Regions from separate parts of the Mus musculus genome. Here all the other regions are linked to region 3. A link is a loop called in an ENCODE intact Hi-C map of the cell type or tissue named here. Cell type or tissue: heart. All regions are shown on one strand. Links, peaks and the distances in the headings refer to the core of each region. The heading gives the core; the rest is flanking DNA.

The links. A loop is a pair of places that touch in the nucleus more often than their neighbours do. Peaks named below come from ENCODE experiments on the same cell type or tissue, not always from the same donor. Only the 100,000 strongest peaks of a DNase experiment are listed, where the experiment ranks them.
Region 1: it touches region 3 in a loop (3-fold over the local background); 25 of 42 quality-filtered maps call a loop at or near these places.
Region 2: it touches region 3 in a loop (9-fold over the local background); 40 of 42 quality-filtered maps call a loop at or near these places.

Annotation. Positions count from the first base shown.
Region 1 is chr3:121,167,212-121,177,668 of GRCm38, reverse strand. It overlaps Rwdd3 (RWD domain containing 3), which reads left to right and starts at 5,974. Exons shown (of 5, transcript NM_028456.3): 1 at 5,974-6,077. The coding sequence starts at 5,993. In heart, for the core only: a CTCF peak has its summit at 5,938 (motif pointing left); a DNase peak (open chromatin) is centred at 5,948; H3K4me3 peaks cover 1,206 bases; H3K27ac peaks cover 1,010 bases.
Region 2 is chr3:121,494,977-121,505,433 of GRCm38, reverse strand. It overlaps Slc44a3 (solute carrier family 44, member 3), which reads left to right. Exons shown (of 15, transcript NM_145394.3): 10 at 7,550-7,715. Among named protein-coding and RNA genes, the nearest start is that of Gm38684, 31 kb to the left of the region's middle. In heart, for the core only: no CTCF peak of the experiment used is centred there; a DNase peak (open chromatin) is centred at 5,013; H3K27ac peaks cover 545 bases.
Region 3 is chr3:121,302,503-121,312,959 of GRCm38, reverse strand. The region is part of intron 2 of Alg14 (asparagine-linked glycosylation 14); the gene reads right to left. Among named protein-coding and RNA genes, the nearest start is that of Alg14, 16 kb to the right of the region's middle. In heart, for the core only: a CTCF peak has its summit at 6,084 (motif pointing left); a DNase peak (open chromatin) is centred at 5,199.

The sequences.
Region 1 (10,457 bases), core at 4,038-9,037, 140 kb after region 3:
CACCAGCTGAGCCATCTTTGGTCAGAATTAAGAAAAATCTGTCTCATCAAGGCAGAAGCAGAGGGAGAGGGAGCAGACGCAATGTTAGATGTTAGTAGGCGATAAGAAAGAATGTATGAAGGGAGGTTTTCTTTCTTTCCTTTTTTATTCTTGACTTCTTCCCACTAAAAGGAGAACAACATAAACAAGTGAAAGCCAACAGCAAAAGACAGAAACATTTCCACTAAAGAACTATTATTTTGATTCAGATTGTGATTTAAAAATAAAAACAAAATAGAACAACAAAACAATTACATCTTTGTTCCACTGCTGGGAAACACACAGTCCCTGGGAGACACATGGTCCCTGGGAAACATGGTCCCTGCGAAACACACGGTCCCTGGGAGACACATGGTCCCTGGGAAACATGGTCCCTCGGAAACACACGGTCCCTGGGAGACACGGTCCCTGGAAAATACATGGCTCCTGAGAAACTCTTGAGAAGCAGGCAGGGAAGCTCCTCTAGTCCTGTGGTTTCCTGCTGCTGATCAAATGTGTTGGCTTTCAAGTCCTTGCTCTCATGCTACACTGCAATCACCAATCACCAAGGAGCTTGTGTCACAGACTATAGCTTCCTAAGAACCCGGTGGCGCCATATTTGGCGAATCAGAAGCCTCTCCACACAAGCTTGTTGAGGAATGCTGGCAGAGGGCTAACACCCAGATCCCAATGTCTTGGAATTGGTGATATGAATCTTGGCAGACACAAAACTTCACATTCAGTCTCTCTTCCCTTCTTTTCCTTTGTCATGGAAAAGCCTGTACCATAATGTTGAAAACAGGTTTTTCTAGGTCCTCTCCAGTGTACCTCCACACGCCTAGCAGGATTTTCTTTTGTTGCTCCATTACAGGACGGCTCATGGCCCAGATAGATTAGAAGCCCAACTCCTAGAGGGCAGGGAAGACCGTATTTTATCTACTCATTGTGGTGATTTGAATATAAATGGCATCCAAAGGCCAATAGGGGGTGGCATTGTTAGGAAGTGTGGCCTTGTGGGAGGAAGTGTGTCACTGGAGGCAGGCTTTGTGATTTCTGATCCTCAAGCCAAGCCCTGTGTCACTTTCTCTTACTGCTTCCTGCCAATCCAGATGTAGAACTCTCAGCTATGTCTCTATCATCATGTCTGCATGCATGCCACCATGCTTCCTACTGTGACAATAGTGGATTAAACCTCTTAAACTGTAAGCCAGCCCCAATGAAATGTTTTTCTTTATAAGAGTTGCCTTGGTCTTGGTGTCCCTTCAGAGCAATAGAAACCCCAACTGAGACAGGTTGTTCACAGGTTGGCTTTTTTTCTTTGTCCTTATTTGGTTGAAAAGGCAAGATGCTCCCTCAATCTCTCTGGTAAGGACATAAATGCCATTTGTGAGGGCTGTATGCTGATGACATGGTCACCTCCCAAATACCATCACATTCAGGTCATGGACCCAGAGAGGACACAGACCTTGAGACTAGAGCATGGGAAGCCACAAGATACAAATAAACAGAGTGATTTCAGATAGTGGTGAATGCTGTGAGAAAATGAAGGCAGAGCAGTAAGCTAGGGATCTGGGTGGTGGGGGACAAGGGAAGGAAAAGTGCTGGGTCCAGAAAATTACGTGACAACTTAATCTCATGACCAGCATTGAACTTGATGTGACAGGGACAGCAGGTTGCTTCCTCGTGGCATTGCCCTTTCTCTATAATAAAGAAATGATAAGAGTAGATGATACTTAATTTATTCTTCAATATCTAGGTGAATCCATGGTCTCTGTGATTAAACATGGTATTGTTCATATTTCCTTTAACTGCGACATTCATGGACTGAGATCCAGCCAACAGCATCGGACTGGATGTACGAGGACATGGCGGTTGGAACATCTCAGGTCATCAAGAACTGCACAAAACTGAGGATCAAGCTAGAACAGGGCCACGGAGCCCAAGTCTGGTCTAGACGCCATCTCCAGACCAGAATATGTGAGAGAGGAACACATGTGTGCTGTGAAGGCTGTGGAAGTTTTAGGATCTGTGCATTTCCCATCAGAGCCATTCCTAAGCCATAAATCCAGTAAGCACCTGAGGTTAGAATCTCTTAACCTCAGAGTTAGCATCCTTCCCCCTCTTCCTGAGCCTCCTGCGCTGTGCTTTCTTCTTTTCCCCTCTGCTTTTCTTACTGCTTGTCCTCTTAAATCAGTCATCTTTCAAAACTAATATGCCCAGAAGAAATGATCTATTGAGCACATTCAGAAATCAACTTTGAATACAGAAAACATAAACCTCACAGGAGAGAGCATTAGCTATGGTCTCTTACTTGTTCATTACACAGCCACCTCTCCTGGCTCCCAAACTATGACTGAGTACAATTTCAGACTGTCACTGCTTATGTCATTGATATGTCACTGTTTATGTCATTTTTAAAATTTCTTCTCTACCTTGTGGGTTTTTTTCCTCACCACTTCCCATTCTCTACTCTTTCCCTTTTCCTTCATAATGTCTTTCACCCTTCTACAGTGTTTCTGCTTGTTTGCCTTTAAGAACCCCAGGCCCCACTTTTGCTACTCTGCTCTGGGGCCTCCCTTTATCTCCCTCCATTTCAACCACTGTCTTTCCAAAACAGTCATATTTGCACATTTATAGCTCCTCCAGATAATAAAAACTGGCTCTCCTAGTCATAGACTGTGAGAAAAATATAAGGACTAAAAGGAATATATTTGCTGCAGCAACCAGAATTAATCATTGGGTATTATTTTAATTAGACAGACCTTAAAACTCTAATGATAAGGATGAGTTGTTTGGATAACATTGATAAGCATTGAACTGTCAGTGGACATTGCCCCGGGGACAGCTTCCCACACAGCAAGCTAGGACTGTTTTGATAGCATTTGTATTTAGGAGCCAAGCACAGGCAGATTGCAATGGATATGCTAGAGCAAAGACAGATAGATTATCTGGACGAGGTGCTGGCATATCTTGACCCAAAACAGAAATCCGGGCCAAATTCTCATGCAATTGAGTTGTTTCTATTTTGACATCATGGTGAAAGATAATTTTGCAACTTTGACTCTGTAACAGAACAGAAAGACTTATGATCAATTAATAGCACCCATTTGTACCCTTTTGGAAGCCTGTGACATTCCTGAACATTACAAAATTATTTTTCCTCCGGGCAAGTTTTGGGCAAAAGCATGGCACCATCCCCACTGTCCAACCATGTCAGGACCTTGAACTTCACTTTGGTTAACCACATGTGGCATTTCTTGTGCCTACAACATGGCGAGACAGTTTTCGACTACAGCAGATTGTATTTCCTTATCTAGATCGAAGGTCGGAGTGTGTTCTTGCTTCATCTCTGTCTCAAGAACTGTCACAGAGTCTGAGAACGTGTAGAGACCTGAGCAAGCACAGGAACGCTTTAGACACACACAGCATGGCTTTTCCCAGTTAGCTCTGTGTAGGAAACTGGCTTTTAGTGTCTTCTTCATTATTTTAAGGGCTGGAGCGCAACCTTGAGCAGCCCAGGCAGGTACTCCACCACTGAGACATTTTTGGGAGTAATTTTTAATGTTCTCAGATCATAATTTTTCTTATTAAGCCCACTCAGCTTTTTCTCAGGATAAGTAACGTTTCACCTTTCCCAATTGGCTTCAAGTTGGGTCCTGTTTGCTCGTGAAAGTGGGTTTTGACAGTCAGTAGAGCTGTTCTGGGAAAATTAAAAGAACTACCTGTCCACACTGACTTCCTGGGTTAGTGGTTTTAACTGGGGGTGAGAGGGTACGAGTCCCCTCCTATTCCAGTCTTGGGTACACTGCGCTTTAGGAGAAATGCATGGAGAGGTAGCACTGTTTTAGCAAATCACACACTGGTGTGCGTATTTGTGGGAGGTGGGGATAGAGGTGGATAATATACTCTCACTGTTCACATCCACTTCACATTTAAATATCTAGAATTTCAGTAGCCGCTGACTAGAAGAAATCTTATTACAAGAAAAATGATTATGGTGCCGTAGCTTCAGAGATCTGCCAGGTACCTGCTATTTCCGTTGTGTGAGAAATGCCAAGCAGACATCACGCTGCCTCTGTGATGATTACTTCTAAATGTCAGAGTGCAAGAAATGTATTCGAGGGATTTCAGTGTCTCCGGGTAGTGTCAATTTAGAAGACAATTCACATGAACTTTTTATTTAAGCATGCTAAATGAAGTATGAAAAGCAGGTTAAGGAATCAACGGAGAAAGGAAAGCAAAGAAGAAACCCACTGACCAGAAAATTTTAAGTATGATAATAGATGGCTGTACTTTTACATCAATTCCCATGGACCCCTTACTGACAGTAGGCTCCGGTGATCGCCTCCTAATCCTGCTGACAATGAAATCACGCTGTTCGTGTTATTTCGTTCATATCACACATTGAATTTGAAAAATTAAAACAGGATGAGGGCTATTCAATTATTGTGTGGACCATTTAACAAATATGACAAATAATCAAATTAATATTTTCCATTACTTTTAGCAGTAACATTGGACTTTAAACTGAAAATTGAATAACAGAGTGGTGCTGTAAATCAAAAAGTGTAATCTTTTCCCCAAATCTCTCTAACAGTTAATTATGAACCCACTGAACTTGCTTGAACTGCTATTTTGGAAATAACTCAAAGGAACTATTTTTTTTTTCTTTCTTCTAATACAAATTGGTTACATTATAGATAATCATGTGTTTAAATAAACCTTTATCTTTCTAATTATTTGCACAGCACGGTTCCTAATTGCCTGGGGTCACTGAAATCTCAGGGCATCCCTGGAAAAGCTTTTCTTGTCTATCTCATCAGATTTCCTTTCTCTTCTTGGAAGCCAATTTCTCTTCCTTTTTTCAAATTGCCCTTTTAGCAATAGAAATGATGATTGGGATAGTAACGTGGCCCAGTTAAAATTATTCTGACTTGTAGAAGTCAGTGAAAGGAGTCACTGAAGACCTACTTAAATTCTTTGATGAACTCACAGAATGTTATTTCTGATACAAACCAGTGGCATGAGACCTCCCCGAGTGAGCCAAAGGACTCTTGGGAGCTGCAGAATTAAAAATTTTTATTTTGGGGGCGGGGGGAGTCAAATGCACCTAGACAGAACTACTTACCACAAATTAATTTTGCTTACTAAAGTCGAGGTTGAAACAGATGCATCACTCATTCTGTTATCCTATTGTTACTGCGAGTGTTTTGAAATTTAGGTCAAGATTCAAAGATGGTGATTTCACCATTAAGCTTCAGGGATCAGAGAGGTAATAGACACATTATGTTATATGCATCGAATATCACCTGAACCGAACCAAACCGAACCAAATCAAATCAACTCAAATCAAATCACTGTAAAGCTAGTTTTTGGCTTTGGACCCCATCTCTAAGGAGTCTCATCTCAGTCTTCCCTCTTCTTCATCTTGGACTGGAAAGAGGCCCTGGAATCTAGACCTTGTGTGTAATCCCGAGGCTAGTGACCAACCAGGTCAGTATCCTGGAGGTCATTATCGTTCTCTTTTCTGAAATATCCTGACCACGAGGGTCACTGACCCTCATGAGGACATGGAATTTGTGTTTTGCTCACTGTGGGATCTCAGGACACAAAGTTCAAAAGCCTGACAAGGGCTCGTTCGCCTTGTTTGGCTTTTCTTGTTTGTTTAGGTTTTTTTTACTCTCTCCATTTCCTCCTAGCCTGGTGAAGCACGGTGGGTTCACAGCCTGGTTGTTCTTGTAGGGGACTTTGGGGCTTTACAGGTCTCTCTCTGATCCAGAAAACCACAGAGGCCAAAACTCAGAAGGTTCTGGGCGGACACATGCCACGCCCATAAACACGCCCATCTCCCCGCCCCCCGCCCGGCGCCATCCGCAGCCGACCTGGCTGTGAGGCCGGGGCGCCCCCCAGTGACCGTAGGGGAGCTTTGCTCCGGGAGGCGGCGGAAGTGGCTTTGGGTTCTGGTCGCACGGATATGGTGGAGGAGGTGCGGCAGGAGCTCTCGGCGCTGGCCGCGATCTTCTGCGGGCCCAACGAGTGGGAGATGTTGAGCTGTTCAGGTGAATACCCTGCCTCTCACCCTGCGGCCACTGCGGGGAGTCGGGGACCCGGTGTCTTGTGGCCCTGGACAGGAGTAGGAGGGGACTGGGGGGTGGGGTTGGCCTGCGCTTGCAGTGCCCTCCCCTGAGCTCGCCCTCTCCGCCCCCCTACCCCGTGCTCTCCCGCAACTAGACGGTGCGCAGTGCCCTCCTCGTGAAACCCAGCTCCTCCAAATAGTCGGCATCCACCATAAGCATTTGTGTATCACGTCCCTGACAACAGGACGCTGTAGTTGGTTGTCAGCCACGTGGAAGGCAGTCAGGAAATGCTTGTTAAGGTTTGAACTCTCCAGAGTTAATTGCCTTTGACTTTATTATTAATTTTTTTTGTTGTTTTACTTAAAAATATTTTTATTTTTACGTTTTCCAGGCTGCTGAAAAATGGCAGCCGATTCCAGACTTCTGCTGGACGCAGCATGGAGACCTTCTCTTCTAACCCAGGCAGGGCACCGACCCTCTGAGAGTTTATAGTCTGTAAAGCTATTACTATTGTTGTTATTATTAATTGTTTTAAAAAGCTAAAATTTCATTCTTGTCTTGGCTTCCGTTAAGGAACCCAGACGCTCCACTCACACACTTTTAAATTTTTTTTTGGCGTATGTATGAGTGTTTTGCATGCCTGTATAGACCTGTATGCTGAGTGTGCCTGGGAGGCCTGAATAGGACGTTCAGGGGCTAGGAGTTACCGAGGGTTTGAGAGCCTTGCCTTAAAGGTGCTGAGAACTGAACCCAGGGAATAGTCAGTGCTCTTAACCACTGAGTGCCCCCAATTTCCCCCTTTTGGGAAAATGTGCTGATGCAAATTATTCTCACCCTCGCTGAGCTGTCAAATATGTCATGTACATTTTGAGGTCAGTGAGAGCCATCCCTCTACTGTTACAATGTAACTACGATTGTAATGGCTTTTCTGACCATAAATTGGCTTAGCTCTAGGAAGACAGTGTGAGATGTGCTAGACCTAAGGAAGCTATATCTATGATTAGGAGGGCTTTGGGTTTCCATAAGATAAGTCAGTGACCCCTTTCTCCTATGCCTTCTTGCATGCACACATCTACAGATCTTTGTGGTGATTTGACGTTTCAGGCCATGTGAACTTTCTAGAAAAATGGAGTTGCTCTCTTCTTAAGTGCCTAGACCTGTCTTGTATATTTTTGAAACTTCCTTAAGACCCCTATGAAAGGATTTATTGTAGGGATTTGCCACCCTCTTGTGATTGGGTAGCATCCTGATCGGTTAGCATCTCCTGTCTCCACAATTCTCTCTATTGGTAATTGCTTCTGCCGGAGGCAGCTATTTAAAGGGATCACTCGTGTCTCCGAGTTCTTGTATCGTGACTTACTTGCCAATATCTGGGAGAAACGAACCTGTGATGTCCTATGACATTTTAAAAAAATGGTGGTGGTTTGCATTATGACCAATCAGATACTGTTGATAGGTCAGAGAAACCCCCCAAAAAGAAGTGCTGAGAGAGAGGGGGAGGGGGTTGTCTTAATACTCTGAACACTGCGGCTCTTTATCTGCTCTTAAATTGAGCATGACTTCAAGTCATGCCTCCTAATTAATTTAATTCAGTGTTCTGGCATCAATAAGTAATTGAATTATAAAGGAATTCAGTGTAACAGCTTCGGACATTTTGTTTTCTAGAAGGTTCACTGAAGAGTAGAACAGTTCAGCGATTGAAGCAGGAATGATTGACACACTCGGGAGCTGTGAGTGAGGCAAACACCAAGTGTAGCAGGCTTCGTGGCTTCTACCCTCGCTGCCAGCGGCAGTTCGGGTTTCAGGGTGTCACTCTGTACCCATCATTTCTTCCCTGGCCTCCACCAGATAAGTCTCTCCTGTCTTAAGTGAGATTAGAAGAATATTGCAGAGGGCCTACATTTCTCTGTAAGACAGGAAGACCTGGGTTGACCCCAACGGCCAGCTCTTGAGGCCCTGAGCCGAAAAGTCTTGAATAGATGGGTTCAGTTTAGTGGGGAGTAATTTCTTTTAAGAGTTTTGAGGGAGTTTGCATCCTGGCCACTCATGTTAGAGTAAGTTCAAAGGAAGAGGCGCTGTGTGTAACAGTCTCTTAGGGCTGGAAATAATGTAAACACCATATTCCCAGCTTGGGAAAGCAGTGGAGTAGCCAAATCAGGGATATTCTGTTCTTCTCCATCCCACGAGTCAGTCCAGGTGCCAGGGTTGGTGTGGTCACCTTGATCTTCACGTGGGTTTTAAGGAGAGGCTTGCTTAGCTTAGTTTGCATTGAGGATCACTGATGGTCACATAGATTACATCACCACCAAGCTCCACAGGGTTGGGTTTGGCACTGGGTCCCACTCCTCTGTAGGAAAGGGGCTGGTGCAGGAAACGTTCTTACAGTAAGACAATCCATGATGCTGAGAAAAAAAAAAAACAAAACAGTGGCAATAGTGTGGGTGGGATCCGGCTTATATTCAGAACAATCGAGTTGGTGGTGGGAGGTCCGCATTCCCCTTCAAGCATACACGTGTGTGGTCCCTTCTGAAGGTGTTATCATCCATTTTCCGGGTAGAGACACGGAGAGTATATGGCTGTGCCCAGTGCCTGTTATAAATGGAGTCGCAGTTTAGAAGCTATCTCACAGGATTAAAAGTTGAAAAAGAGAGGACTCGCATAACAGCTTAACTGCATCACACAATAGGCTGGCGATAGCTTCCCAGTGGGTTTTGTGTTTTATTAACACTGTTGTTCAGATTGGACTCTGTCCCCCTGCAAAACTGTTACAGTGACATATTGACGTTGTTTGCCGATGGTCTTGGCTGAACTCATCTCTCTAAAGTCCACATAGTCTTAGACTTTATTTTGAAAGAGTGCCACCTTTACCTTCCAGTCTTTCTAGTTGTTTTGTTTCCTTCTCTAAGAACGATGAAAGCATGTGAAAATCCAGAGACACCGTGTGTAACAATCTCTTAGGGTTACAGACAATGTAAACACCGTATTTCTTGCATAAAGCAAGTGTGTATGAGAGGAGAGTGTGTGTGTGTGTGTGTGTGGGGCTTCTGAGTGCTTTTCTGTGCAAAGGTTTTGAGGATATGTGAAAACTGGGCAAAATAAAGCAAGTAGAGAGACTGTGAGTTAGGTATGTTATGCAAATGGTTTCTTGGTGCACACTCAACAAATCCTAACGACCTCTTTCTCATAGATTTTGTTCACTTAACCACCATCATTGTGATGGGAGTGTGTATCTACCGTGTGCTGTAGGGATGAGGTAGGGAGAAAACTTTAAAACAGACCAGAGTGGAATCCGGGGTCTAATTCAGTTTCTTTGTTTGAATTTCTGTCGTCTGCCGTGTTGGAATATGGTTTCTTTCAGGAAAGGTTAAGGTTTGATTGTTTTAAGACAGAACCTACCCATGTAGCCCACTCTAGCCAGGAACACTAGATCCTCCTGCCTCAGCTTCCTAAGCTCTGTGTGTGCCCGGGCTAAAAAGAGTAAGGTTTGAGTCTCTCTCAGTTTGAGTTGTAGCTGTAACGTCAATATTGTTCCAAGGCAGTGACTCGTGCAAATAGTGAATGTGGGTCTGAGGTTGGGCTAGAAGACAAACCCTGCGTCTCTGGGAGAGGTAAGAGCGCCTAGTCTTGGAGCCAAATAAGACTCGGGTCTTTTGGGAGTTTTGCTTTGGTAGAGCAGGCATGAGCTCTTTAGGACGGAGGTGGATCAGGAATGGTGCTTGTGAGTTAATAGTTGTCCTGGCGCGGGGGACCAGGCAAAAAGTAACATCATAGGTACATTTAACAAGGATTTCTGGTAACCATTCTCTTGCTAAGCTGTTAATAACTTTAAATAAGCTCAAAGCAGATGATAACTTTCGAGCAGAACAATTTTCTTTTTCTTTCTTTTCTTTCTTTCTTTTTTTTTTTTTTGTTGTTAGGAAAAAATAAAAGAAAACAAACAGACTTTGAGTGATCGAGGCCCACAAAGATTCTGGAGCAAAGGGAGCCAGTTATTGCTGTACCGCAAGGGAGAGCAAATCTGAAAGGGTGAGATAGACACATCTGAAGGGTTCCTGGGGAGAAAAGGAGTTCTTAAAGAGATTCTCTGATTTTATTCTTTTTTCTTTTTGGTCTCTCACCACATTTGACATCACAACAGGGTCTGTTCAGGTCTTCTTGTTGTCTTGTGCAGATAGCACCATTTTGTGCAGCCTTAGTTTGCAGCTCTGGTGTGCGGTTTGGAACACACTGGCCAGGGAGATCAACTAGGAAGACCGTGACTCTCCAGTGTTAGGAATCAAAGCAGGTTTTCTCCTGGATATGTAAGTAGTTGTCCTTCCCTAGTTTTCTAAAGTGATTACTAGGTACTAACTGGGACCAGAA
Region 2 (10,457 bases), core at 2,517-7,516, 190 kb before region 3:
CTGGGTGACCCCTGATCTCTAAGGTGGTCTAGCAGCCGGGATGGGAGAACAATAGAAAAGGCCCAGCGCAGGACAGGTACCTCCAGGTCCCTGCTCTGGCTGAAAGGGACAATCACAACCGCGTACACAGTGTGTTTAGAAGGCTCAGACAGGGTTTCCCATCAAAGGATCTGGGATCCAGGCTGCTTCAGATTCCCTGGGGAATTAATTCTCTGTGCTTTTCCCCCCATGCCATCCATGCAATGGAAAAATGATGAGAGGCTGGGCTGGAGGAGAGCTTTGCCTTGCAAATGAGGGGCCATATGTTGTTGATGTTAGGAATTAGCGTCCAGTAGGAATGTCTCCTGCTAGCCTCAGCTGTGTGTGTTATTTGTTTCCCTCCTCTGCTATGCTTGGTGAACTTGAGAACATAGTATCAGAGAAATGTATCAGCGATCTAGAAGATAACAGATGATTTTACTGAGCCTCCTGGTGGGTGGCCGACCTTGTTGCAGGAACAGGGTGTGAGAGAGAAGTCAGAGAGACAGCAGTAGCCCTTGCCTTTCAGAAGTGCAGGTCATTTCACCTCTGCAGAGAAAAGCTGTCCCCCATGCATTGCTCCATGCCTTGCTCCAGTGTGAGCCGACCTAGAATCCACTCCCTTTCCCAACTCTTACCCCAGCTCTCCGCCACAAACGGTCTCCGAAGCTAAGGATTTTTTTTTTTTGTTTTGAGATAGGGTTTCTCTGTGTCTTAGAACTTGCTCTGTAAACTGTCCAGCCTCAAACTCACAGAGATCCACCTGCCTCAGCCTCCCAAGTGTCAGAATCTAAAGGTATGCACCACCACTGCCCAACCAGAAGCTAGGCATTCTTAGAATTTGTTTCTAGTAGTCTATTTCTTGGATGGTTGTCTACAAATCCCTTGGGCACGTATACATAAGTATTTCTTGTACATTTTTTTTCATATTCTCCCTTCTTCCAACAGATACTCATTGTCTGACTATCATGTGCTCAGCTCCAGAGATGTATTTTGTGTGCCTACTGTGTACTTTGGGTACTTGAAATATTTTGATAAGTCAGTCAATAGTCTTTTCCACCAAGAGGGGCAAATGTATCATATGTCCCAAGGTGCTCATTTCTATGAAAAAAAAAAATGTTGTTGTCTTAGTTAAGATGTCTATTGCTCTGATAACGCACCATGACCAAAAGCAACTTGTAGTGGGAAGGATTTATTTGGGCTCAAGCTTCCAGGCTACAGTCCATTATTAAAGGAAATGAGGACAGGAAGTCAAACACGACGAGAACCGAGAGGCAGAAGCTGATGCAGAGGCTGTGGGGGAGTGATGCTTACTGGATTGCTCTCCATGACTTACTCTGCCTGCTTTCCTATAGCACCCAGGGCCACCGGGTCAGGGGTGTACCTCCCGTGGTGAGGCAGACTCTCACATATCAACCACCAATCAAGAAAATGCACATTTTTCTCTCTTGAGATTCCCCCTCTAAGTCGAGCTCATGTGAAGCTGACATAAAACTAGCCCTCAAAGTTGTTATCCACCAGTATAGAACCCGGAAGGGAGGGACATCTTTTTTCTTTCTTTGTCCCTTGGCTCGGTATGCCATATCCGGTACTTGACTGCTGGACACTGGAGACAATGGAACTTTCCTCTTATTTTTCCCTAATTGTCCTGTAACCAGGGCAGAGGCAGAAGCCAAGCTGAGGGTCAGAAGGCTCGAATCAGTAGGACCCGTGGGCCAGGTTTCTGGAAAAGCTCCAAGAAAATATACAGAATGTGCTAGAAAATGGAGTCTTTTGAAATTGTGTCTGCTCCCTTTTGGATATTGTCCTACCCAGCTGGCCTGTCTTCCTTAAGAATCTGCCATCTACAGTGATCAGTGTACCACTATAGACTCTAGAAAAGCTTTAAAACGTGCCTACAACATCAAGGCTATATAGCTTGATACATTTTAATCAGAGAATTAAGAGTGATCTTAGAACTTTATCTCAAAGATCTTTAATCGAATATGGGGGAATTGGAACAATGTCTCCTCTCCTTCCAGAGGACCCAGGTTCAATTCCTAGCACCCAGATGGTGACTCACAAGCATCTGAAATTCCAGTTCAAGAGATTTTTTTTTAAATACCTTCTATGTCCTCCATGGACACCAGGCATACATATGGCACACAGACATAAATGCAGACAAAGCCCTCATGCACATAAAATCAAAATTAAAAAATAGAATATGTCATTTAAAGAATGTCTATCCATCTCTACATTTATCTACTCGTTCAACAATTGCTGTAAGTTAAAAATCCTATTAAAACACACGGACATAGTGAGTTAGTGATGGTGCCTACCCTTGGTCCTAGCACTTGGAGGCAAGTTAAGAAGATCTCTGAGGGTGGGGCCAGTCTAATCTACAAAGAGTTCCAGAACATCCAGGGCTCTGCAGAGAAACCCTGTCTTGTAAAATACAAAACACACGGACAATGCAGGTTTCCTTATTTGGAAGACAAAGAAAAACTTATATTAAGTAAGGTAGGTAAGTGACCGGAATAGTTGGTAAGATGTAAGGAGAAAATAAAGCAGAGGACAGGGGCGTCAAATGCCTGAGGAGGCTGGAACTCAGTTTTTAATTTGGCCCTTGGGTTGGGTTAGGGTTAGGGGTGGGTTAGGGTTGTATTAGGGTTAGGATTATGGTTGGGTTAGGGTTAGGGCTAAACAAATATACTTGAACAAAGACTTGAAAGCGTTGTACAGGGCCACAAAGCTGGCTTAGGGAAGGAAGAATGTCCCAAGTATCGGACCATAAAGAAGACAGGGTTCTGGGGACAGGAAGGAGGCAGATTTAGCTAGAGTGGTGTCATTAATAGAGAGGTGAATTCATGAAGGCAGTCAGAGAAGAAATGGGGTAAATCCTGGGGCTGTGAAATGGGAAATCTGGAGAACCCAGACCGGACCCGATGCTCATTTTAACAGCAGTAATGCTTAGTAGAGAGGAATGGTGTTGCATGGCTACTGGGTCTGTGCAGTGCAGTGTGACATACTGGGTTCTGAGGCTACTTTAGAGAGTGTCGTATCTGATGATGTAATAGATGGGAGAGGGAGGTAAAGGAGTTGGCGGTGGCTTTGGGTTGGTTCACGTGGTCTCTCACTTTAGCAGCAGGAAGATGTGAAGGTCATGAACTGAGATGGAGCAGAAAGCTGAGTGCATTTCATGAGTAGAAATTAGTTTGGGGAGTTATTTTTAATAACTATATGGATATTTCCAATAAGCAATTATCTATGAGCCTGAAGTTCAGAAGGAACACATAAACAGTATCTGGGAGTAGATAAAGAAAGGATTGTGCTTTGAGATAGTTCACTGTTGTGTTAGGATGTCCAGGGCTAGCTGTAGTCCGGTAGCTGTGCTTTGGAGGTGTCATATCACCCTGGCTTTTGGTGATTGTGTTCTTTTGAGGTCCTTTAACCATCTGGATGGGTTTGGTCTCTGGATATTCTTGTCATAGTAGTTATTGGGAGGGGGATGAACCTCAATGGTCCTGGTGTGGCAGGTCTCTGATGGCTATCCTTGGGCTGTATAGTTTCTGATGTGCAGGTCTGTATGGCTCAGGAGCCTCCGGTCCAATGGAAGTCGCCCTGGGTTAGCAAGCTGCTCAGGGCAGTTTGGCCTGGCCCACAGTGCTCAGAGAACAGGGAAGATGGGAGGGGGAATGCTTAACTGTATGGTTCAGGAGTCTCGGGTCTGATAAAGGTAGGAGGAGGGGGTGGTAGAAGAATGGAGGTTCTCCCTGGGCTAGTGGGCTGTTCAGTGCAGCCTGGCCTGGCTTGGCTCAGAGTGCTCAGAGAGTAGGGAAGTGGGAAGGGAAAGAGAAGTTCACCTGTATGGTTCAGGAGTCTGACAAAGGTGGAGGAGAGGTAGAGGGACATTTCAATGTTAACGCCCTGGAAGACCAGGGTGTAGCTCAGTGGTAGAGCACTTGCTTAGATTTGCTCTTGAAAAAATAAATAAATGGGCTCTGGAGATGAGAAGGGACAGCAAGATGGGTTGAAAGTGAAGGCCAGAGCTAGATGACAAAGGTGGTTTCTGGGAAAGAGTAGCTGGGCATCTGAGTGGTTCAGTGTCTAAGGCAGGGATGAAGATCTCAGCATTGACTTACGACAGCAACTTGGAGGTCAGATTGTTGTAGAGACGTGAGCATAAATTGACAGAGGGTGGGAGGGAAGGAATTGGAGGATCTAATATTGACCATGAATCAATCTGGAGGGATTTAACTATGAAAGAGGCAGAAGAGAGGAAAGAGTCCAGAGGAGATTTTTTTTTTAATGGAGACAGTTAGTAATGGCTCAGGAAAGGGAGTATTTTGGTGGGGGTGGAGGATCTAGTGGCAGGGTTGGCCACAGGCTCAAGGGCAGCTTATCATTTTAAGGACTGGGGTTAAATTCCGGACATATCGATAAGTATGCCTGGGGAGTTGGCATAAGGAAAGGTCTTCTGATTGCCTCATTTTTCCTTGAGTAACAGGAATTGAGGTTGTTGGCTCTGAGGTTGGAGGAGAGATTAGATAGCCGTTGTCTAGAAGATAAGATGAACAAACAAACACGGTCATCTGTAAGTCCCTCGGACTCTCAGAGGAGTTATCAAGGGTTCTTTTGCCTCTTCTATTTTTGCTCCTAATAGCTAATGTCCACCCAAATGTCCAAGTACTGGACTCAGTGAGTGTTGACTGTCAACACTGGATCATTTTACCCATGATTCATTTGCAGCTAACCCTGCATCTCACTCGCTGTTCTTAGCCCCTTATCCACTAATTACACTTGCTAGCATATAACCTTAGAGTAGCGATGTGATGGAGTCACAGAGAGCGAGAAGTCGCTATTACTACCCTCAATCGAAGAGTGGAAAAAACAAACAAACAAACAAAAAACCCTAGATTTCTAGAAGGTTCCATGGTTTGTTTGTGGTTGGTCAGCCGCCCTCGAGGATCTTGCCTGCACCAACACAGCCCGTCCAGGAGAGGGCAGCCCTGCATGCATAAGCACGCCTGCCCCGCCCTCAGGCTCTGGAACACTGACTATGAAGGTCCTTCTGTTCCCATTCAAGCTGCAGTCCTTGATCCTTTGAGAGATCTGCTTCGAGCAGTGTTTCCTCCCAGGTAGCATTTGGCATCATATGAAAGTATTTTGAATTATCAGAAATGGGGAGTAGAGGCAAAGCAAACTCCTAAACACCCACAAAGGCATTAAACCATCACTACATCCTATGCAGAAATGTCTGCTCCAAAATGCCAATGAGTGCCTTGAGAAGCTAAACAATCCTGTCTTGGTGAACATCTATAAACCGCTCAGTAAAACTGATAGAGAGGCACAAATAATAGACAGCCTCAGGAGACGGAAAGATGGCTCCTGGAGCGCAAGCAAGTGCTGTGCAAACTTAACAACCTGTGCTTGGATCCCCAGAACCCACATAAAAGCTGGACGTGGTAGTGCACGTGTCTGCAATCCCAGCATGCCATAGGAAAAGGGAGGAGGAGACGGGCGAAGCTCCGGAAGCTTATGTTCCAACTACCCTGGCTATTGCAGCCATAAAGAGACTATCGCAAACAAGGTGGTAAGTCGAGGACCAGTACATGAAGGTTGACTTCCGACTGCCACATGCAAGGGACGGCACATGTGCCCACACCCACGCACATAAGCACACCCGATTGCCGGCACGCAGGGGATATGTAGGGGAGATTTGATACTTCAACCCACAGAAATTAGTCAAAAATAGCCTCTGGGTTTGGCTTTTTTAAAAGATGTCAAGTCTTTGAGGGTCAAGTGCATCTTGATTTATCACTTCAAGTGCTCCACTTGCTGACCGTTATCACCAGTGTGACAAACTAGGAAATGTGTAACAATGGCCATGCAGGGCAGCCAAGAGGAAAGATTGTCCCCTCTTAGCATCCATACTAGCTTTCTGTCTGTCTGAGAAAAATGATGCCCCACCCCACTCTATGTAAATATTCTGTACCTCCAAAGCATAATTTGCTGTTGGCACTCGTCATCTTACAGAAGAGGAACTGCAAGCTTCTCAGGCCCTGTGCACTTCAGATGGTTCAGAGTATGGGTCTCAAAGCCTGCTGGCTGGCCTGATGTATCTAAGGGGCATGGTCACCACGAGGGTCATTTGCTTGTTGCTGGGAACACTTTTCTAAAACATAGCAGCTTTAGAAAAACATAGGCAGATTTCTGAGCTCACCTGAAATGCGTCTCCTTCCCAGCCAGATGAGCTGGACAGTCAGTAGACCACTGTTGGCTTGTCTCTGTAAAGCAAGCTACCCCACTACTTCCCACAGTGGCCATCTTGCTTGACAGAACTTAGAGAGGAAGGAATGGAGACAAGCCAGCGGAATCTGTTTTGCTGAACATTTATTATCTTCAGCCTTTCCCTCGCTGTGTGAACTCTAGGGCGAGCGTCTAAAGGCAAATGAACGGATGAACTGAAAGTCCACGTGTAGATGCGACAAGAGATACAAAAACATGTTTAAATCATGGGCAGGTTGTAGGTTTCACCAAAGACCAAAGCACCCATTTCTTCCTTATAATAAATAGTTTACTTGAAAAGCTCATGGGAGAACATTTGAAATCAAGCCCAGGCACAGAGCTGGGAGCTGGTTTACCAGTGTCTGCAGGATTGGTAGATATTTGTAATATCTACCGATATTTAAGGATGCTTTAGGTCAGAGGAGAAAGGAAAGCACACCAATAGTGAGCATTATTAAAACACCCTTGCTGACCTTAATGCAATACTGTGCTCCTGGAATACAGGATAGTGATCATATAAGAACGACAGTGATAATGATAACTGTTATCACCCAGGGAAGGCTACTTCTGTGGGCCAGGCTTTATCTCAGAAACTATTCAGATTATATCACTTTATGCTCAAACTACCAAGAAGGAGTTAGTACGCAGGCAAGACTAAGATTCTAAGAAGCTAGATAATGCGTCCTAGGCTTCTACAAGAAGGTTAACATTGAGATCTGAACCAAGGAAAGTAGGCATTTCACATGTGCCAAGAGGGTTTGCTCTTGAAACAAACTATAAGTGGAACCTGTTTGAGTAAAGGAAGACTCTAGAGTCTCTTTTATTGAGTCTACGGATTTGTTTTGTTTTGTTTTGTTTTGGTGAAGAGTTCTATAATACAGTCTTAATATTTTGTGTGTTTTTGTCAATGTAACATATTTGGCCTCCATCACACAAGACTATGTAACAGAAAATGCACAGGGCAAGGTATTTTTCTATTACTCATGAAACATCACTAATGTTGGACTCTTCGGCACCCATTTTCATGCCTTCAAAGGAGAATGAGTTTTAGGGTGTATGTCAACTGTCTTCCAAATTCCCTATAGTCACTGTCAATAGCGTTGGCACTATTTAAATTCTTAGTGTTTGGTGTATGACCTTAAGCTCTGACAGCTGCATTTTTGCATACTGCCAAAGACCAAGCGTGAAGAAACATGGTTCACTGAACCGTCTTCCAGGATACGGGAACTATCGGTGTAAAGCATGTTTGTATTATAAACTTTAGGTACTGCCCAGGTGATGGAAGGTGGCCAAGTGGAATATAAGCCTCTTTCCGGCATTCGGTATATGTGGTGGTACCATTTAATTGGCCTCATCTGGACTAGCGAATTCATCCTTGCATGCCAGCGGATGACTGTAGCAGGAGCAATGGTTGCTTGTTATTTCAACAGGTGAGTCCACTCTTTTATCCCTGAGGTTTGTCTGGGTGCTTTGGCTTGTATATGCATCTCTGAAGATATTTGCCAGTTTTTTACTCAATGCCTTAAAAGAGAGTAACAATAATTAGGAAAGGGGAAAAAAAAAGCCTGCATGGTGGCACACGCCTTTAATCCCAGCACTTTGGAGGCAGAGGCAGGTGGATTTCTGAGTTCCAGGACAGCCTGGTCTACAAAGTGAGTTCCAGGACAGCCAGGGCTACACAGAGAAACCCTGCTTCAAAAAAAAAAAAAAAAAGAAAAGAAAAAAGGACTAAGTTAAAATTTGGCCTATATGCTCACTTATTGGTCAGCGGAAATAGTCTCCCTTAAACCCCAAAATTCTCTAGGCTCTTTTGCTTAAACTATAATGTAGTTTCGTGTAATGTAGAAAGAAATTAGACAGCAAAGTAATTATATTCTCTAGAATTTAAAAATACCTAAAAGAAAAGCTTGTATTCTCCTGTAACTATCCATTCTTAAATACTATGGATCTATTTTATTTATTTTATTTTTATTTTTTAATTTTTTTTGGCTTTTTTTTGAGACAGGGTTCTCTGTGTAGCCCTGTCTATTCTGGAACTCACTCTGTAGACCAGGCTGGCCTTGAACTCAGAAATCTGCCTGCCTCTGCCTCCCAAGTACTGGGATTAAAGGCATGCGCCACCACTGCCCGGCCTATGGATCTATTTTAAATACACTCCAGTAACTATATCAATGGTTTTATCTTTGTAAAAATCAGAAGGATATTTACTTGGAAAAATAATGTTACACCCTAAAGGAACTGTGAACTATAATTCATGTCCTTAGAGTTAAGTGCCAGGGAATTAATTACTTACTTCAGTGTCTATGGCACATTGCCTCATGAAAATAATTGAGGACTATTGTTCCTCTACTCCCGCCCCACCCCCACTCACCTGTACCTGGGCCGTGTGCATCTCTTGAGTATAACTCTCCTCGGATTAGAGCCAGAAGAGCAGGCCCAAGACAATGACAGGGTTGCACTGGAAGAAGCAGTTTGCTCCTGGCAATGCTGACCCTCCTCTGGTCTCTCAGACCAAATGAGTAGATAAACATGAGCTTTCTGGAGTCCAAAAGCCAAGCAGCCAAGATTCATGCCACTAAGCAGTTGCCTCTGGATGATAAAGAGCACTGTGTGGGCTTTTAATACAGTGGTACCCTTTGGGAACCACATCATTAGGAACTCTGGAGGACTCACAGAGGGGCTGCTGCCCTTGGTTGGCACTGAGAGCCTCCCAGAAGCAGGAGATGGGAGTTGCTTCGTTTCCTATAAAGAAGAAAGATCTTCTCCCTCAGGTAACACATCTGTCTGAGAGAGAGAGAGAGTTATCTTAGCATAACCAGACCAAAGTGTTTCCAGCAAGGACTTGGATGTGGAGGCCCGGTGGTTCCGGGACATTGATCTCATCCCTACCTTCTCTCCACACTCTGTCATTAAAGAATTGTACAGGTCACGAGAAATGGACAAGCAATGACAGGCAATGAGAACTATCAGGCTTTGGATGCTAATTTAAAAAATAAAATAAAATTCAGCTGAATGATGAAAACTGAAGACATGACTAAGCACACTAGGAAAAGCTAGAAGGTCTGCTTGTGAGTGTTGGCTGTGTGCAGTTGTGCAAGAGTGGCAGGATTCAAGCATAAAGTGTGCTTTAAATTTGGCCAGATGGCTCAGCGGGTTAAAGTGACTGCCACGAAAAGCCAAGCGACCTGAGTTTGATCCCCAGAACCCATGCTAGAAAGAGAGATCTCACTTCCAGACGTTGTCCTCTGACCTCCACCAGGGCGCCCCAGGCCTCATGTTTCCACATACACAGCATACACACAAGCACTCAACAATAATAGATACAAATTTAGAAAGACAGATTGAAAAATACAGATAAATACAAAGCAAACTGTGCTTCCAGAGATGTTAAATCTTCAACCCCTAGATCCTTCTTCTTCCAGAAAGAGAAGAGGCCTTTGCTCTCCAGGGCTATAACCTAGAAGAGGGTCAGAACTCGGAGTATCTGGCAAAGCTGAGTTGTGGGCAATACTATGCACTGAAGCAGGGAGAGCCACACCTCCCCACAGCCCACAGCTCAGTTCCAGGGTGATGGCAGCCAAGTTGGTCTCTAAAGGGGGGAAAGGTCCAAGAAGCTTTCTAACCCAAGTCAGGTGCCACATGATGAAGCTCCCAGAGAAACAGACCTCCAGATTCCTATGTCAGCAGTGGTACTCTGGTAGACAACAAGCAAGCTCTCTCCCACAGAGCATCTGACTTAGTTAGGGTTTTACTGCTGTGAACAGACACCATGACCAAGACAACTCTTATAAAGTACAACATTTAATTAGGGCTAGCCTACAGGTTCAGAGGTTCAGTCCATTATCACCAAGGTGGGAGCATGGCAGTATCCAGGCAGATGTGGGACTGGAGGAGCTGAGAGTTCTACATCTTCATCCAAAGGTGGAGAGGAGAAGACTGACTTCCAGGCAGCTAGGACGAGGGTATTAAAGCCCATGCCCACAGTGACACACTTTCTCCACCAAGACCACACCTCCTAATAGTGTCACTCCCTGGGCCAAGCATATTCAAACCACCACAGCATCCAAGGGTGTTTTGAACTGTTTACTTGTGGTTACTATGCATACAAAGAAAGTGAAAGAGATTAGAAACCAAACAAAAGGAATTTAGGGAAAACAGACACAATGCAAGCT
Region 3 (10,457 bases), core at 3,018-8,017:
CCTTGCCACAAGGGCCGGCTGCAGATTGGTTTTGAGCATAATTTAGTGAAGCAGTGAAATTCTCCAATTACAAACTATCAGTGTTAAAAAATATATATATTTTAGAGACTGTCACTATGGCTCAGGGAGTATAATGGGCTGGCAAGATGCTTCAGAAGGTAAAGATGCTGTTTATCAAGCTTCGTTCCCATGACCCACATACTGAAGGAGAATCATTTCCTGTAAGTTACCCCCTGACCTCCACACATGTGCACATCCACACATCTATACACCCACAAAACAAAATCAGGAAACACACACGCATTTAGGTGTGTCATGGGGTAGCAGGAGGCTCTGTTTCTGGAACGAGGGCAACGGGCTGACCCAGTAGGTGGGTGTAGAGAGCAACTGGTGATGAAGGAGGCCAAGACTCAGAACTTAGATTCTGCCACACCCGGGAGAGGCACGGCCCAGAGACACAGCCTCACTTAGAGCTGACAAGTCAGCCTTGAGAGGCAGCTGTGGATCCCTGGTGGCTAGCTGAGGATCCCTGATTATCTAGGCCTCCATGTTTCACTAAAGAAGACAGAGGCCTAGGGAGGTTGGTCTGGAGTGAGGAGCTCTCCTCCCTCCCTCATGCAGTCAGCTGCCATCAGGCGAGCACTGACCAGGCACCTGGAGGATCCACGAACACCCTTTGCACCTATGTGTCAGGCTCACTTCCCTGCCGACCTATGCGGTCCCCAGTTCATCCTGCCTAAAACCGGAAGTGAATAATCACACGGCCTTGCTACTTAGAGAAATGAGAATCATGCAATCCCTTGTGTGGCTGTGTTATCAGGCTTCCGATGCATTTCCCAGGCCTAATAGCTATGGAAAGAGCATCCAAGGAAGAGTTCAAAGGAAGGAGACAGGGACTCCCAGTGAGCTACATATTGATTCATGGCAACAGAAAGATATCGTAAGTCTGGGTATGGTGCTATAGAATATTTGGCAATAAGTACATATTTTCTTACTCAGATAGTTTGCCCATTTCATCTTATTCTACTCTGAGTCGAGGCATCTGACTTTTTACTGGGTAGAGGTATTTTTACTTTTATGTAGACCTGGGTATAGTTAATTGTCTTAGTCAGGGTTTCTATTTCTGCACAAACATCATGACCAAGAAGCAAGTTGGGGAGGAAAGGGTTTATTCAGCTTACACTTCCACATTGCTGTTCATCACCAAAGGAAGTCAGGACTGGAACTCAAGCAGGTCAGGGAGCAGGAGCTGATGCAGAGGCCATGGAGGGATGTTCTTTACTGGCTTGCCTCCCCTGGCTTGCTCAGCCTGCTCTCTTATAGAACCCAAGACTACCAGCCCAGAGATGGCACCACCCACAAGGGGTCTTTCCCCCTTGATCACTAATTGAGAAAATGCCTTACAGTTGGATCTCAAGGAGGCATTTCCTCAACTGAAGCTCCTTTCTCTGTGATAACTCCAGCTGTGTCAAGTTGACACAAAACTAGCCGGTACAGTTAATGTTACGTTTTTACAAAAAGACCAGGAATATGTTTTGTAGAGTGTGGTATGCTGAGGTGAGAGAGGTGCCTCAGTGGGCTCTCTGAGGCATCCCTTCCCCCTGTGGTACCAGCAATATGATGGGTATGGTGTAGAACAGAGTTTATTTAAGGCATGGGAAGGGGAGTTGAGAAGGGAAGAGAGAGAGAGAGAGAGAGAGAGAGAGAGAAGGAAGAAGAGGAGGAAGAAAAGGAGGAGGAGGAGGAGGAAGAGGAGGAGGAGAGACCAGCTAGGAACATGTGGGAAAAGGGGGGGGGAGGGGGAAGGGGAGAGAGGAAGAAAGGGGTCAGGGAAAGAAAAGAGGCAGAGAGTAAGGAGGAGCCAAACAGCCTCTTTTATAGCAAGCCAGGCCTACCTGGCTGTTGCTAGGTAACTGTTGGGTGGCATGTAGAAGGAATGTTAACAGTTAATGTTCATAAGAATGACATACATACATTAGTTATAAGAATATAAGAATTATAAGAATAGAGCACAGCCGGGCAGTGGTGGTGCACGCCTTTAATCCCAGCACTTTGAAGACAGAAGCAAGTGGATCTTTATGAGTTCGAGGCCAGCCTGGTCTATGAGCAAGTTCTAGAACAGCCAAGGCTACATAAAGAAACCCTGTCTCGGAAACAAAAACAAAAAAAAACCAAAAAAACAAAACAAAACAAAACAAAACAAAAAAAAAACGCACCCCAAACAAAACAAAAACAAAAACACAAGAAAACAAACAAACAAATGAGCGAAGGACAGAAATGCACTGAGCAACCGGGGTGACGTGAGTTTTACACCTGAATTGAAACCCCACGACTGCATTCAGATGGCTTACAACTGTCTTTTTTAGAACTGCTTGGGTTTGTTAGTAGTAGACACCAAACGCATTCAAGTCAAAGTCTCAAGAAGACAGGAAGTCTCGGTCATCTATGAAGGCAGCACCCCACCTTGTGGAAAGTTGTATGTGGAAGATCACCAAGTCTGTTTTAGAGGAGCCATTTCATGGATCTTGCAACCATTAGACTTCCAGAGTTACATCCAAACCAAACAATTTAAAGAACAAGAAACAAGAATACAGTACCCAAACTTCTGTGTTTCCAAACACACGCGTGCGGGTGCGCACACACACTTCTAACTATGTTATAGTTTGCGTTCTTTTAGTAAATAAATACTCCATGTGAATAAGTGGTTACTTCCGTTGGCGCGCCTCTGCTCTGTTTGGATCTGTACTGACCCCCTTCCTGTTTGGTTTTTCTGGAAGCTTTTGGTATCTTCTCTTTGTCATGCCTTTTGAGACCTTAGATGACTTTACCTTGTTGTGGCTACAGTTGGACTGGACCTCTTCCAGCCCTTTTGACTTTGAAGGCCATGTCCTTCTGGGTCTGGGGACTTTCCCTAGGCCGTCTGTTTGTTTGGACCTTTTCTCCTCTGCCTTGCCTTTTCTGGGACATCCTTAGAGACACAGTCTGACTGTCTAATGTGCTTACTCTTGGTTTTTCAATGTTTCTTATAGCTTATCGCAGAATCTTCAGTGTGACTGTCCAGTGCTTTGTAGATTTCGTTTTCATTCTTGCAATAAAAAATTTAATAACAATAAAAAAAAACCCTACTCAGAATGTTTTTGAATTCTTAAAAAATTAGATCTTATTCCTGGGGACATGATAACCTCTCATTTCTTTGAAAATAACTGTTTTCTTTTAAGCTTCCCCAACCCCTCCCCTTTTCTCAAAATTCCTTTTGCTGATTGCTGGTTTGGGTTTTTCTTATGCTAGTATCTGACAGTCAGTAGTTATCAGCTCAAACCACTGGTTTTCAAGCAAGAGAGGGGGAACCCTCTTCCTTAGACCACAGAACAATAACTGGAGACGTGCAGGGCTGTTCGCGGCTGGTGGGTGTGCATGGGGTGGAAGGTATTCATTGCATTTGGTGGAAAAGGCCAGGGTTGCTGGTAAGCATCCCATAATACACAGCACATTCTCCCCTAGATACGAAGTTATGAGGCCCCTAAGTCAACAGCCAGGACAGTAGAACGCCTAGCTCATGTTAATGAATGATGTGGGAGCATATGAAGGCAATAAAATGTAAAAAGCAAACGGGACCCACGTGTTAGACCTCGTAGTTTTGTTCTGTGGGCAAACTACTTTCTTCAAAATTAATCTTTAATTAATTCCTTGCCTGGAAGATATAAATGGGATATTCTGGGAAATGATGCAGAGAATAGACCTAAATGGTAAGCATTAGGGGCCAGGGAAGGCATTCGTTCTGCTGAAGCCCCTGTTTCCTAGGTACCATCTCACCCTGTCCTCAGTTGTCATGGTAACACGATGGCTAACACCTTCATAGCTCAGGGTTGTGGCTCTGGTCTTCTACCTGAAAGTGGAGGGTCTGAGAGCACAGTTGGTCTCTATGAAGGCTTCGCCCCTGCTGTGTGGCAATGCAGGCGTCAGAGAAGTTGATGGTGACTTTTACTGACACTGCTCAGTGGTGCTCTTATAAACCTGTAGGGGTGGGGGGCTGTGGGGGATGTGGTGGTGGTGGTGTTGATATGTGTTTGTGTGTGTGTGTGTGTGTGTGTGTGTGTGTGTGTGTATGGTGGGGGTGGTGTCTGTGTGTAGATCAGAGGACAACGTGGAGTGTCTTCCTCAAATGTCTCTCACTGAACCTGAAGCTCACCAATTTGACTAGGCCGGCCAGCCAGCCAGCGAGCTCCAAGAAGCAGCCCATCTCTGCACACCCTGCACAGATTACAGGCACGTGCGGCACTGTCCAGTTTGCTATGTGGATGCCGAGGACCCAAACTCAGGTCCTCCCGCTACAGCGCAGCCAGTTACTGACAGAGCCATCCCTCAAGCCCATTGCCAGTCGACTCCAGCTTCCCACTCTGATGCCTTCCTTTCCAGATGCACCGAGCAGGGGAGGCACCTGCTTGCTTTATATTGTGCACAAAACTCAGCAAAAATTCGGAAAACAAAACTGCTCAATTAGCAGCTACTTTATAGTTTTCGAGAAATAGTATAGGGATAGAGAGATGGTTCAGAGTGCTGTGCACCTGTGTAACAAACTGGTTGTGATTTCTGTACCCCAATGGCATTGGGGGGTGGGGTAGATAGAGACAGGATTGCTGGCTACTAGTCTGGTACACTCACACACTTGCACACAACACCCCTCCACCCCCCGTATGCATATCCACCAAACACACGCAAGAAACATTTTATTGTGGGAAGGCACAGATTCGCGCTACTTCCTTGCTTAGACAAAGAAGCACGTCTGAAGTAAACTGAAATAAATATAACAGAACTGCAGCAAGGGGTTTGAGTGGAAAAAGTCCTTTTTCTGTCATGCTGGGGACCAAATGCGAGCAGTTGTGCATCCTACAGACGCATCCTAACCCTGAACTACGTATGTTCCCAGCCCTGTGGAGAACATCTGGAATACAAACTTCCTGCAGGTGGAAGGTTGACTCTTGAGTTATGTAATGTGTTCTAACTCAAGAAAAGGCAATCTAAAAAAGAAGAAATGACAATAATATCTAACAGAGATGTATGATTTTGACCTCCAAAAAAAGGGAGTAGAAGACTCTCCTGTCTAACCCTGACCAGATCAGTCTGTAGCACTGATAGTTTCTGGCCATTTCTGGTCAACAGCTCAATGGCCTGTAGTATGCTGCCACCTGGTGGCAGGATGGAGGAATGGCAGCAAACACAGCCATCTTGTCTGCAGAGGGAGAGTACAATAGAAATTCTTCATCAACCCACTGGAGGGACCTCCCAAGAACATTCTTCAAGTCTTTAAGGGAGGAAAGTGTGTTGAATGGAAGAGAACAAGGGATTGAAGTGGTCAAGGGCGGCCAGGGGAGTAAGAAGGAGAGAGCAAGCAAATGTGTAGGGCTTAGGAAAGCTTTGCCTGAGTGCAAGAAGCACCCGCAGAACACCAACTCTTCCAGCCACGGTGGAGGCGGCTGGACAAGTCTGGGTGATACAAGACACTTAGAGGCACGTAGACAGACTTCCCAGAGCGTGATGGCAAAGCAACAGTACTCTTCACACACACACACACACACACATGTTCGTTTCCCTCCCGTCCCCCGACTTTTAAGACTTACGTATTTTGTTTTCTGTGTATCAACGTTTTACCTGTATCTGTGAATGTGAGCCATGTTCATGACTGGTGTCAATCTCATGGGGATCATAAGAGGGGACGAGGTCCCATCCTCTGGAACTGGGAGTTATAGATGGTTGTTAAGACACCATGTGGTTACTGGAAACTAGCTGGGTCTTCTGCAGGAGCAGCGAGTACTCTTAGCCACGGAGCCGTCAGCTGACCAGGCCAACGATAGTATTCTTATAATTGCCTACATTAAGCTCCTAAGTCACCCCTTTTCTCCTCGAATTCCTATCAGATCTTCCTGGAAAGTCTGCTAACTCTACTTTTGTCAAAGTGATAAAGGTACCGGAGAGAAGCCTCGGTGGGTAAGAGTGCTCGTCGTTGCTCTTGCAGAGAACTTGGGTTCAATGGCCAGCCCCTACATGATAGTTCGCAGACATTGGTAACTTCAGTTCCAGTGGATCCAGTGACCTCTTCTGACCACCAGGGGCACCAGGCATGCACATGGTACATACACAGATATGCAGGTTGTAATTTTCAGATACATTAAATCTGCTAGGCAGATGGTGGTGCACGGCTTTGATTCCAGCACTCGGGAGACAGAGGCAGGTGGTTCTGTGAGTTTGAGCCCAGCATGGCCTACAGAGTGAGTTCCAGGACAGCCAAGGCTACAAAGAACAACAACAACAACAACAATAACAACAACAACAACAACAACAAATCTAAAAAACAGTCCAACTGTTTGCCCTCCTTATACCCTGACTAGTGCAAGCCAGCTGGGAGGCTGCAGGAGTCCCCAGATTCTTGGCGTTGTTTGCGCTTTGCAGTACAAGGAGAAGCTGTAACTCGGGCGTCAGACCCTACCACACAACTAAGCACGTTCATCCAGTGACCCCCAAGACCCTCAGTGAGACAGGAACTGCATTCGATGTCATATGTTGCTCTGCCTGCCTTCCATCAGCCTCTGTCCTTCCACTCTGAATTCTGCCACTGGACCATAACATAGCATTGCTCCCCTCCGTGGCTTTGTGATGTATGTGCCTTGTGCTGAAACAGCCTTCTTCTCAGTGTCCTCTTCCCCAGGCCCAGTGAGCAGCTGCATTCATTCCACTGCTCCTGCCCATGTAACCTTCACAGCGCTGTTCATCTTCTGATGAACTTACAGTTACATTGTGTCTTGTATGACTATCTTCTCGCTGCAGCTGAGTGGGGTTCATGATAGAAGGAGTGGTCTTGGGTTGATTCTGTTAACAGACCATTCCTGTCAAGTGGGGCAAATACTTATAGCTGAATAAAGTGTTCTAAAAGACAAGAGTTTTGCCACTCACACTCAGGAGGCAGAGGCAGGTGGATCTCTGTAAGTTCAGGTCAGCCTGGTCTACATAGGGAATTCTAGGACAGCCATAGTTACATAAGAGACCCTGTTAAAAACAAAAAAGCCGGGCGTGGTGGCACACGCCTTTAATTCCAGCACTCAGGAGGCAGAGGAAGGCAGATTTCTGAGTTCAAGGCCAGCCTGGTCTACAAAGTGAGTTCCAGGACAGCCAGGGCTATACAGAGAAACCCTGTCTTGAAAAACCAAAACCAAAACCAAAACCAAAAAAAAAAACCCCATAAACAACAAAACAACAAAAAACAAACAAACAAAAACAAAAAATCAAAATGATTTTGATTGTTTTAATGTTAAATGTGGGTGTGTGTAAAAATACCAGTTTTAAACATCAAGAATATGCCTGTACCTTTATTTGTATCATATTTAATATGTCATGGTAAGATCTCAATGCTGTGCCCATGCTATTTCCTTGTATTAAAAGTCCCTTCCTAGAAATTAAAAAAAAAAATCATCACATCCTACTAATTGCTTATACTGAGCAAAATTAGAAAATCTGGAAGAAATGGACAATTTTCTAGACAGATACCAGGTGCCAAAGTTAAAACAGGTTCCGATAAACCATCTAAACAGTCCCATAACCTCCTAAAGAAATAGAAGCAATCATTAAGTTTCCCAACCAAAAAAATCCCAGGACCAGAGGGGTTTAGTGCAGAATTCTATCAGAATTCAAAGAAGACCTAATACCAATACTCTTCAAATTATTCCACAAAATAGAAACAGAAGGAACACTACCCAATTTGTACTATAAGCCACAATTATGCTTATACCTAAATCACACAAAGACCAAACAAAGAAAGAGAACTTCAGACCAATTTCCCTTATGAACATTCATGCAAAAATACTCAATAAGATTCTTGCCAACCGAATCTAAGAACACATCAAAACGATCATTCACCATGATCAAGTAGGCTTCATCCCAGAGATGCAGGGATGGTTCAATATATGGAAATCCATCAACGTAATCTACAATATAAACAAACTCAAAGAAAACACTACATGATCATTTCATTAGATGCTGGAAAAGCATCTGACAAAATTCAGCATCCCTTCATGTTAAAAGTCTTGGAAAGATCAGGAATTCAAGGCCCATACCTAAACCTAGTAAAAGTAATATACAGCAAACCTGTAGCCAACATCAAACTCAATGGAGAGAAACCTGAAGCAATCTCACTACAATCAGGACTAGACAAGGCTGCCCACTCTCTCCCTATCTACTCAATATAGTACTTGAAGTTCTAGCTAGAGCAATTAGACAACAAAAGGAGGTCAAAGGGATACAAATTGGAAAGGAAGAAGTCAAAATATCACTATTTACAGATGATATGACTGTATACTTAAGTGCTTCAAAAATTCCACCAGAGAACTCCTTAAGCTGATAAACAATTTCAGCAAAGTGGCTAGATATAAAATTAACTCAAACAAATCAGTAGCCTTCCTCTACTCAAAGGATAAACAGGCTGAGAAAGAAATTTGGGAAATAACACCCTTTACAATGACTATTGTAATATATAAAATACCTAGGTATGACTCTAACCAAGCATGTGAAAGATCTGTATGACAAGAACTTCAAGACTCTGAAGAAAGAAATTGAAGAAGATCTCAGAAGATGGAAAGATCTCCCATGGTCATGGATTGGCAAGATTAATATAGTAAAAGTGGTCATCTTGCCAAAAGCAATCTACAGATTCAATGCAATCCCCATCAAAATTCCATCTCAATTCTTTAGAGTTAGAAAGAGCAATTTGCAAATTTATTTATTTTATTCTGGGAAAACCCAGAATAGCCAAAACTATTCTCAACAATAAAGGAACTTCTGGGGGAATCACCATGCCTGACCTCAAGCTGTACTACAGAGCAATAGTGATAAAACCTGTATGATATTGGTATAGAGACAGGCAGGAACATCAATGGAATAGAGTTGGAGACACAGAAATGAACCCACACACCTAGGGTCACTGGATATTTGACAAAGGAGCTAAAACCATCCAGTGGAAAAAAGACAGCATTTTAAACAAATGGTGTTGGTTCAACTGGCAGTCAGCATGTAGAAAAATGCGTATCGACCCACTCTTACCTCCTTGTACAAAGCTCAAGTCCCAGTGGATCAAGGACCTCCACATAAAACCAGATACAATGAAACTAATAGAAGAGAAAGTAGGAAAGAGCCTCGAGCATATGGGCATAGGGAAAAATTCCTGAACAGAACACCAATGGCTTGTGTTGTAAGATCAAGAATCCACAAATGGGACCTCATAAAATTGCAAAGCTTCTGTAAGGCAAAGGACACTGTCAATAAGACAAAAAGGCAACCAGCAGATTGGGAAAAGATCTTTACCAACCCTACATCCGATAGAGGGCTAATATCTAATATATACAAAGAACTCAAGAAGTTAGACTCCAGAGAAACAAATAACCCTATTAAAAAATGGGACACAGAACTAAACAAAGAATTTTCAACTGAGGAATATCGGATGGCCGAGGAATATCAGATGGCAGAGAAACACCTAAAGAAATGTTCAACATCCTTAGTCATCAGGGAAATGCAAATTGAAACAACCCCGGAGATTCCATCTCACACCAGTCAGACTGGCTAAGATCAAAAACTCAGCTGACAGCAGATGCTGGTGAGGATGTGGAGAAAGAGGAACACTCCTTCATTGCTGGTGGGATTGCAAGCTGGTATAACCACTCTGGAAATCAGTCTGATAGTTCCTCAGAAAACTGGACATGGTATTACCTGTAGACCCACCTATATCACTCCTGGGCATGTACCCAAAATATTCTCCAACATATAACTAGGACACATGCTCCACTATGTTCATAGCAGCCTTATTTATAATAGCCAGAAGCTGGAAAGAACCTAGATGTCTTTCAACAGAGGAATGGATACAGAAAATGTGGTACATTTACACAATGGAGTATTACTCAGCTATTAAAAACAATGGCTTCATGAAATTCTTAGGCAAATGGATGGAACTAGAAAGTATCATCCTGAGTGAGGTAACCCAATCACAAAAGAACACACACAGTATGCATTCACTGATAAGTGGATATTAGCCCAAAAATTCGGAATACCCAAGGTACAATTCACAGACCACATGAAGCTCAAGAAGGAAGAGCAAAGTGTGGGTGCTTCAGTTCTTCTTAGAAGGGGGAAAAATACTCACAGGAGCAAATGTGGAGACAAAGTGTAGAGCAGAGACTGAAGGAAAAGCCATCCAGAGACTGCCCCACCTGAGGATCTATCCCATATACAGTCACCAAACCCCAAACACTATTGTGAATGCCAAGAAATGCTTGCTGAAAGGAGCCTGATATAGCTGTCTCCTGAGAGGCCCTGCCAGAGCCTTACAAATACAGAGGCGGATGCTTGCAACCCACCATTGGACTGAGTGCTGGGTCCCCAATGGAGGAGTTAGAGAAAGGCTGAAGGAGCTGAAGGGG